Regions from separate parts of the Homo sapiens genome. Here region 2 is linked to region 1. The links are chromatin loops, found by intact Hi-C in ENCODE. Cell type or tissue: A673. All regions are shown on one strand.

Evidence for each region. Peaks named below come from ENCODE experiments on the same cell type or tissue, not always from the same donor. Only the 100,000 strongest peaks of a DNase experiment are listed, where the experiment ranks them.
Region 2: a loop joins it to region 1, with 3 times the contacts of the local background. A loop is called at or near these places in 1 of 110 quality-filtered maps.

The regions. Positions count from the first base shown.
Region 1 is chr3:123,788,350-123,792,349 of GRCh38, reverse strand. The region is part of intron 4 of MYLK (myosin light chain kinase); the gene reads left to right. Among named protein-coding and RNA genes, the nearest start is that of MYLK, 94 kb to the left of the region's middle. In A673, no CTCF peak of the experiment used is centred here; DNase peaks (open chromatin) are centred at 1,769 and 2,359.
Region 2 is chr3:124,183,044-124,187,043 of GRCh38, reverse strand. The region is part of intron 1 of KALRN (kalirin RhoGEF kinase); the gene reads right to left. Among named protein-coding and RNA genes, the nearest start is that of MIR5002, 52 kb to the right of the region's middle. In A673, no CTCF peak of the experiment used is centred here; no DNase peak of the experiment used is centred here.

The DNA of each region.
Region 1 (4,000 bases):
TAATTATAAAATACTGAATTATACACTTAGAAAACTAAAAAGTAAAAACATTTGAGAAACGGATCAGACAGCAAAATGGATCTTAACTGCACACACAGTCTCCTACCATACTGCTTCTGAGACATAAACTCCTTCCTCAAGTCAAACAAATATGGAGAGGAAGAGATGGCGGCCTCTATGTCATGTGATGATGCTTTTGCTTCCTTTGCTGACCTTGGTGTCATGAAAGAACCATGCCTTGAGTGACTCGATTTGGAACTTGCATCTGCTGAGCACTGGCCAGGAGCCAACACACTGGAGTTCTTTGTTGCTCAGTGTCCTCTGGTTGGCAAGCCATGCCTTCTATGTGGCTAAGGTTTCCTTCTCTGAGAAAAGACAACTGGCTGTTTCTGTATTTCTGGCCCACAGGGGTGGAAGAAGAAAAGTTGATAGATAGTAAAAGTACTTCATGAAGTTAGAAAGTATACTTTGGTAAGACAGTATTTTTCTTAAGGAGTTGAAATTTACATAACATAAATTTAACCATTTTAATGTGAACAATTTAGTCATTTAATTCAGTGTTGACTGCAGTATTCTTAAAATGTAGCTTTTTCTATGTGAAAATTTTATTTTTCTTATATGGATGAAATAGTTGACCTTGTATATTACATGTGGACTATATGTCAAAATGCATGTGTTCCTTATGAGTCAGACTGCAGCGCTACTTGACCACTTACCACCTGACTTGAATTAACCCAGAACAATGCCTTGGCAGCACACTGGTGTATACAGAAGAAAGACTATTCCAGAGAGACGTCGAAAGCATCCAGCTGTCTTGCAGAGACAAATGCAGAGGGAGAGACTGTAGAAGAAAATGCCCTGGAAGCTAGCATGCTGCAAGTGTGTATTGTTAGTGTAGGAAACAACACAGAGACTTTTGCATCAGGGAAGGGCCACATCACATGATCCCAGAAGAAGAGAGCTGGTTGTTCTGATACCAAAGACGAAGTTAAACAGGGGGTGTTTCTGACCTGGTGACCTCAAAGAAGTGAAAAGTTAGGTGGTGTTAGCCTGAGGTGGCATGGGTTTTGAGCAGGAGTTGCTGGTTATAATAAGCTCCAAACACTCAAAACTTGCAGTTCCCTATTGGGCATAGTCAGTGGTGATCTGCCTTCCAATGCATGTCAGCCTTCACTGTTGGGGCCACTTGACCTTGCCTGCAGCTGACCCCTCCCTCCAGGTCCTGGGACACACCCCTCCCTCCAGGTCCTGTTCTAGGTGCTCAATCGTCACGGAACCAGTCCTGGTATCACTCTCAGGATGGCCTCAGGAGCACATTTCTCTGGTAACTGAGCTCTTGCAGAACCTCTTATGAGTGACTAACTTAAAAAGTATGCCTTCAAGCAACTTCTTGGACCCAGGCTGGTCCCTGTCACAGCTGACAGGAATCTTCTTCCTGGCCTCTGCCCACAGCACCTCTGCCTGCTTTCCTCCGTGAAGTTGCGCCCACGGTGGAGGCAGTGGAGGGACCTAGGACTTCCCAGCTTCTTCTGAAAGAGGTTCAGGGACCGTCCCATCACTGAGAAGCAAAGTGGACACCACAGATGTGAGAAAGTTCTAAAGATTTATTTCCTACTGCCTTTGGAGCTGCCAATCAGAAGTTCTTCAAATGTGTGCTTTTGGTTTTTATTCTCGTAAGACGTTAAGAACTGTTGCCTACTCTGCCCCATTTCCTTTTTATGCCTGTTTTTAGACAAAGGACTTAATGAACCACTTCCTTCAATAAAGCTCCTCTTTCTATCTAGTGACTTGGGTGACATTAAGATGGGATAACAGGCACCCCCTGGGGGTTCAAGCCTCTTTCCAAGGAGCTCCAAACGACGAGATGCTCATCTCTGTGGGCTCAGTCCCTCACAGCCTTTAGGGCTTTTCCACCTTGTGGGAGATACATTGGGTAGCCAACACATAACCCATGACCAGGCCCCTTTGCCTTTGCCCTGTTCCATGATGGGGTCCACTGTAGAGGCTTCCGTTGCAGCTAAGGGTAGCCCAGTGACACATTTGGGCTGAAGTCAGATAGGGAGCTTCTGGAAAAGCCCTTGCTTTTCTGATTAAAGGAAGATAAAAAGACATCACTGGTGCTCTCATATTTCACCCTTCCGTTGCTTCCTGCCTTGAATACAGGTGTAATGCCTGGTGCTTGGGCAGCCAGATTAAAACCATGAGGCAACAAGCCTGCACGCTAAGGATTGTTTGGGGGCAGGGGGACAGCAGTGGAGAGAGTGAAAAGAACCAGCAGCTAAGAGACACAAATCCTAAAGCTCAAAGCCTGTCCCAGATACAATCTTTGCAGTGATTCACACAGGAAATGTTACCGAAAGTATTCCTAACTGATAAATAGCTCGCGAGATGCATGTGGAGATAGTGTCTCCTTAAATGAAGGGAATGAATAGGAGAGAAGACATTGCACAGGGATGGGGGTTCCTTATTCTGAGTTGATTGTGGTCCTGCAGTGAAATCATTCTCGAAGAATTCATTCACTCCCTGGCTGTGGCCATTAGGCTTGAACCAGCAGGGCCTAGGGTTTATGAGAGGAAGTCAACAACTACTATTTGATTAGCATCTACTGATTTGACCTAAGCCCCTTCCCTCCTCTCCCCTCTCCTTCCCATCTCTTCCCTTCCGTTCCTTCTTTTTTTTTTTTTTTTTTTGCTTTGCCAGCCCAAAGCTTGAGGAGACTATATTTTCAGGAATTAATACAACTTTATCTCATTTCCACCTTTAGACCCAGGCAACCAGATCCCTCTTCCCGTGCCCACAACCTAGAAGCCCCTGTTCCTTTATCCAGCTGTTCTCTCTCCATAGAGCAGCAGAGCAGGAGACCTGTCTGCCCAAGGGATACGCCCACCGGAGCCAAACCTCCCCCATGTGCTGGGCACCCAGGACCCAGGAATTTTTTACCAAATGGCCCTGAGCACACTTCTAACACCTGTGTAGGCCTCCTCCCATGAAAAGATGTTGCTAGGCCTGGGGGGGCGGGGTCAAAGGGCAGCTGTTTGCTTGGGAGGACAGTGAGGTAGATGAAAATTCAGACGCGCGCTCTGTGTTCTGCTCACGTGCCTAGTAGAACAGGATGTAAGTAGGGTGGGGCGAGAAGTGCACAGGACTGCGCCACTGTCTGGTGTTCACTGCTGGGCCTCAGGGGTGGCTGGGGGCTTCCATGTACAGACAGCCAGGGCTCCACGAATGCCAGGGGCTGGTGGAAACACCCCTAGCTGCTCTGTTGCCCATGCTGGTAGCTGAAGTGTTGATGGGCTGTTTTCCCCAGCAGAGTCAAGTATGAAAAGAGCAATGGTGGGAAAAATGCTGAAATTACTGGAGATTTCTTCCCTTCTACCCTGGAATTTATTCTTATCAGAAAAAAAAAGCAAACATGGTGACAAGCCCTGGCTGTGCTGTGACTCAGATGAGCTAATACTTTAGTGTCTCTTGAGAAGTACAGCCCAAATGAGGTTTCGGCTCACACTGCTGGCCTTAGCGTTTGCTGAGGTGGGCTTTGTGATAAAGAGCCAGCCCTGGCCCTGTCAAGGCATGTTTCTGTCTAAGCTGTGGAAGGTGGAGGAAGGGAACATGAGAATACTGAACCATGGAAGCATGAATAATTCCTCAGTTTCCACTTTATACAATAGTGTATCTGTCTCCCAATAACTTTCAACTCAGTTCACTTCCAGCTCAGAAGCAGTCAGCCACCATGTTTAGCACTTTAACAATGAGAACACATGGACACAGGAAGGGGAACATCACACTCTGGGGACTGTTGTGGGGTGGGGGGAGGGGAGAGGGATAGCATTAGGAGATATACCTAATGCTAAATGAATTAAATGGGTGCAGCACACCAGCATGGCACATGTATACATATGTAACTAACCTGCACATTGTGCACATGTACCCTAGAACTTAAAGTATAATTAAAAAAAAAAAGAAATAACAAATCAAAAAAAAAAAGAGAAATTTGAAAGAA
Region 2 (4,000 bases), 390 kb before region 1:
TTACTGTGTCTTTCAGCAAGATATCCCACCCGCACCAAGGTGAGCTCTGAGCAATGCTGCCAAGTCATTAAGATCCCCCTTCAAAATAAATCACCTGCATAATTCAGCATCATTCCCATCTTCTACCCCTCCTCCCAACTGGCAAACAAGTGTCCCATCACCCCTGTCAAAAACCCTGCTCAGGAGGAATTGGATACACTCAGGCTTGGAGGACTGATGAGGCCTCAGGAGCAAAACATCTTAAGTCAAAGGAACGAGTTACTTTAATGGTTGAAATTTGGACTGTGTTGAACTGAAAGGAATGATTCCCTAGGGGAACTGTGAGAGGGTTTTTACTCCTAGGGAAAGAGGAACATGTTTATTGGCCTTAGCTCCCTGCTGATGAACACATAAACTAGGGAAGTTGTAGATTTCAGTATTTCATCCAGTAAATAACTGGACACCTGCTTAGGACAGGTTCTGGTTGGGCACTGCATGGATTCAGTAGTATATATGACAAGGTCTCACCTCTGGAACTTACCATAAAAGGCAATCACACTTTAAGATTTTTAAAATAGCATCTGTTACACATTTGCTAAGCATTGCTTCTAATCATCTTTAACTTATTCACTCATTTAATCCCTACTACAACCCCATGGAGTTTGCTGCTGCTATTACCCTATTTACATTTGGGAATGCTGAGGAACAGAGAAGGGAAATAACAGAACCAGGACTGAACTCAGGAAGCCTGGCTTGAGAATCCATGTACCTAACCACTGGGGTAAATGTCTTCAAGAGACGCCTGACACACAATATCCAGGAGTGCTATGCTCCTCAAGGGCGGCCCCTTCTGAGGCTGCATTATTCTAAGGGCATTGCTGTTCCTCAGAGGAGTCCTGTATCCTCTCTCTACCAACTTTCCCTCAAGGTCTTATGAAGATACTCCACTGAAAACATCCTTTTTCTCTGATGAAGAAACCATGGTAAAAAAGCTGGGCCCTGAAACCAGGTAACCTGATTCCAGCTCACCATGAAAGTGTGACTCTAACAATGCCTCTGCCACTCCTAACCTGATTCAGAGGGCAATTCCCTTGACCCAGGGGCAGATACCACAGGTCTTCCTCCATCTCCCAGCAACTGGCACCACCCAGCACCTGCCTGTTGCACTGAACCTGCTTACAATCCAGGTAAAAACAAGTATACCAGTGGCCTTGACAATGAAAGGGGAGGGGCACTACCACCCTCTCAGTGCTAGGCTGACAAATGACCCTTGAGTGGCCTTGGTCTACCTCAGATCCTCTTCTCCCTCTCCCCACCTACTTTGCAGGTTTATGAGGCAGCTCCCCAGAGCAAGGCAGAGGACAACTGGTGCCATCTATGCACCAGGTTCGCCTGAGCTGAAGGCATCTCATGGTGAGACTCTGACCAGAGGAACAGGAAGGAACAAACTCTGGAGCAACTACTGCTCACGACAGAGTCAGCACCAGACAGACCTGCCAAGGAAGGCGAGTCCTCAACCTTGGAGGATCACAGTGGATACAATCCAGCACAGAAGCCCCACAATCACAGCTTTAATTAGAGCTCCGAGAGAAAGACAAAGGTAGCAGGGAAGAGAGGAAGCCCAAGGTGGTCCCTTTTCTAACTAGGAAGGGACAGAAATTCAAGCTGCCTAGAATAAACATGGGGCCCAAGAACAAGCTTTGGCCCGAAGCTTGACATAAGTTTTGGTAGCTTGTTGCATTTGTTAGAGGTTAGGTGCAGTGGCTCACGCCTGTAATCCCAGCAATTTGGGAGGCCAAGACGGGCAGATGGTTTGTGCTCAGGAGTTCGAGACCAGCCTGGCCAACATGGCGAAACCCTGTCTCTACTAAAAATACAAAAATTAGCCAGGTGCAGTGGCATGAACATGTAGTCCCAGCTACTTGGGAGGCTGAGGTAGGAGAATCACTTGAGCCCAGGAAGTGGAGGTTGCAGTGAGCCAAGATCACGCCATTGCACTCCAGCTTGGGCAACAGGAGTGAAATCCTATCTCAAAAGCAAAACAAAACAAACAAACAAACCTCCATAAATGGGGAAATTAAGATGGTTGCTAGCTATACTGAACTGGCTCCTCCTATTCATCATTTAAATGCATTCATACAGATCCACCCTTCAAAATCCCTGCTTCCAGGCTCATCCCCACCTATCTGCCCATGTCTAAGACATACTATTACTATATACAAATCACTATTTGTTCATTTTTTTAATTCAACAATCATTTATTGGGTGCCCAGTATGTGCCAGATGATAAGAATACAAAATTTGGCTGGAAGATACATAGTTCCAGCCTTCTGGGTATCTCTGGTCTATTGCGGTAAATGAATAAAAGAACCGGAATATAAACATAAGTGCTACAATTTAGATCTACATCACACAATTATAGAAGTGAGGGCAGGAGGGTCAGGAAAGGCTTCAAAGGGGAGTTGAAAATTGACCTGTGTCTTCAGGAATGTGCAGTTTTATTTCAGCAGTAGGGAGAGAATATGATAGGAGAGGTTGTAGGCATTGCTGTCTTGCAGGGCTAGAACACAGGGGAAGAGGCTGGGGATCAAGGTAGAGCTAGGCTAACGAGTTGGGAATTTATTCCACAGACTTACTACACAAGCACTGAGAAGCTTAACCCAAAGGAATGACATAAGATTTGCATTTTAGAATTATAATACCTAATGCTTATGTAATACTTACATTCTTCTAAGCTCTTCAACCATATTAATTCATCCCATCCTTACAACAACATTATGAGGTAGTATTACAATTAATCTCACTTTACAGATGAAGACATAAGGGCACAGAGTGACTTGCTCAAGGTCACAGAGCTACTAAGTGGTGGAGGCAGATTAAAATCCAGATCCATGTGACTCTAGAGCCAAAGTGCTCACACTATGCTCTTTCCAGCCTCCATGCCTGTGTTCGGTTTGTCTAGATTGGAACAACCTTCTTCCTTTTCTGAGAACTCCACCCCATTTTTAAGCAGCAGCTCACCTGTCACTTCCAATATTTCTTCAACATATAATTGCCCCTTCTTCTGTCCCCACAGCACCATATGTATGGTGATTATGGCATTCATTACTACATTCTGATTTGTTTGTATCTCTCTTGACCTATAGGATTCTGAAGGAGCAGGTCCATCTTTTAAGTCCTCAGTCCTTCTCCAACACATTTCCTGGAACAAAGACATTTTTAAAGCTATACAAGATTAATGAACACTTTAAAACAAAAATGCCCTCGGTACTAGTTTGCTAGGACTGCCATAACAAAATATCACAGACTGGGTGGCTTAAACCATAGCAATTTATTTGGTTGCTCTGGAGGCTGGAAGTCCAAGATCAAGGTCGAGCAGGGTTGGCTTCCTCTGATGCTCCTCCCTTTGGCCTGCAGATACAGATGGCTGCCTTCTTGTTGCCTCCTCACACAGTTGTCCCTCTGTGTCCCATGGTGTCTGATATAGTTTGGATGTTTGTCCCCACCCAAATCTTATGTTGAAATGCAATCCCCAGTATTGGAGACAGGGCCTGGTGGGAAGTTTTTGGGCCATGGGGGAGGATCCTTCATGGCTTGGTGCTGACCTTGCAATAGTTAGTTCTCATGAGATCTGGTTACTGTAAAGTGTAGCACCTCCCCAGCCTCTTGCTCCCACTCTCACCATGAGAGATGCCTGTTCCCTCTTCACCTTCCACCATGATTGGAAGCTTCCTGAGACCTCACCAGAAGCAGATGCTAGCACTGTGCTTCCTATACAGCCTGCAGAACCATGAGCCAATTAAACCTCCTTTCTTATAAATTAACCAGCAATTATAAAATTGCCCAGTAATTAATTAAATTATAGCAATGCAAGAACAGCTTAACACAGTCTCTCTCCATGTGCCCTAATCAATCTTCTCTTCTTATAAGGCCATCAGTCAGATTGGGTTAGGGCCCACTCTAACGGCATCATTTTAACTTAATCACCTCTTGAAAGCCTTATTTCTACAGTCACATTCTG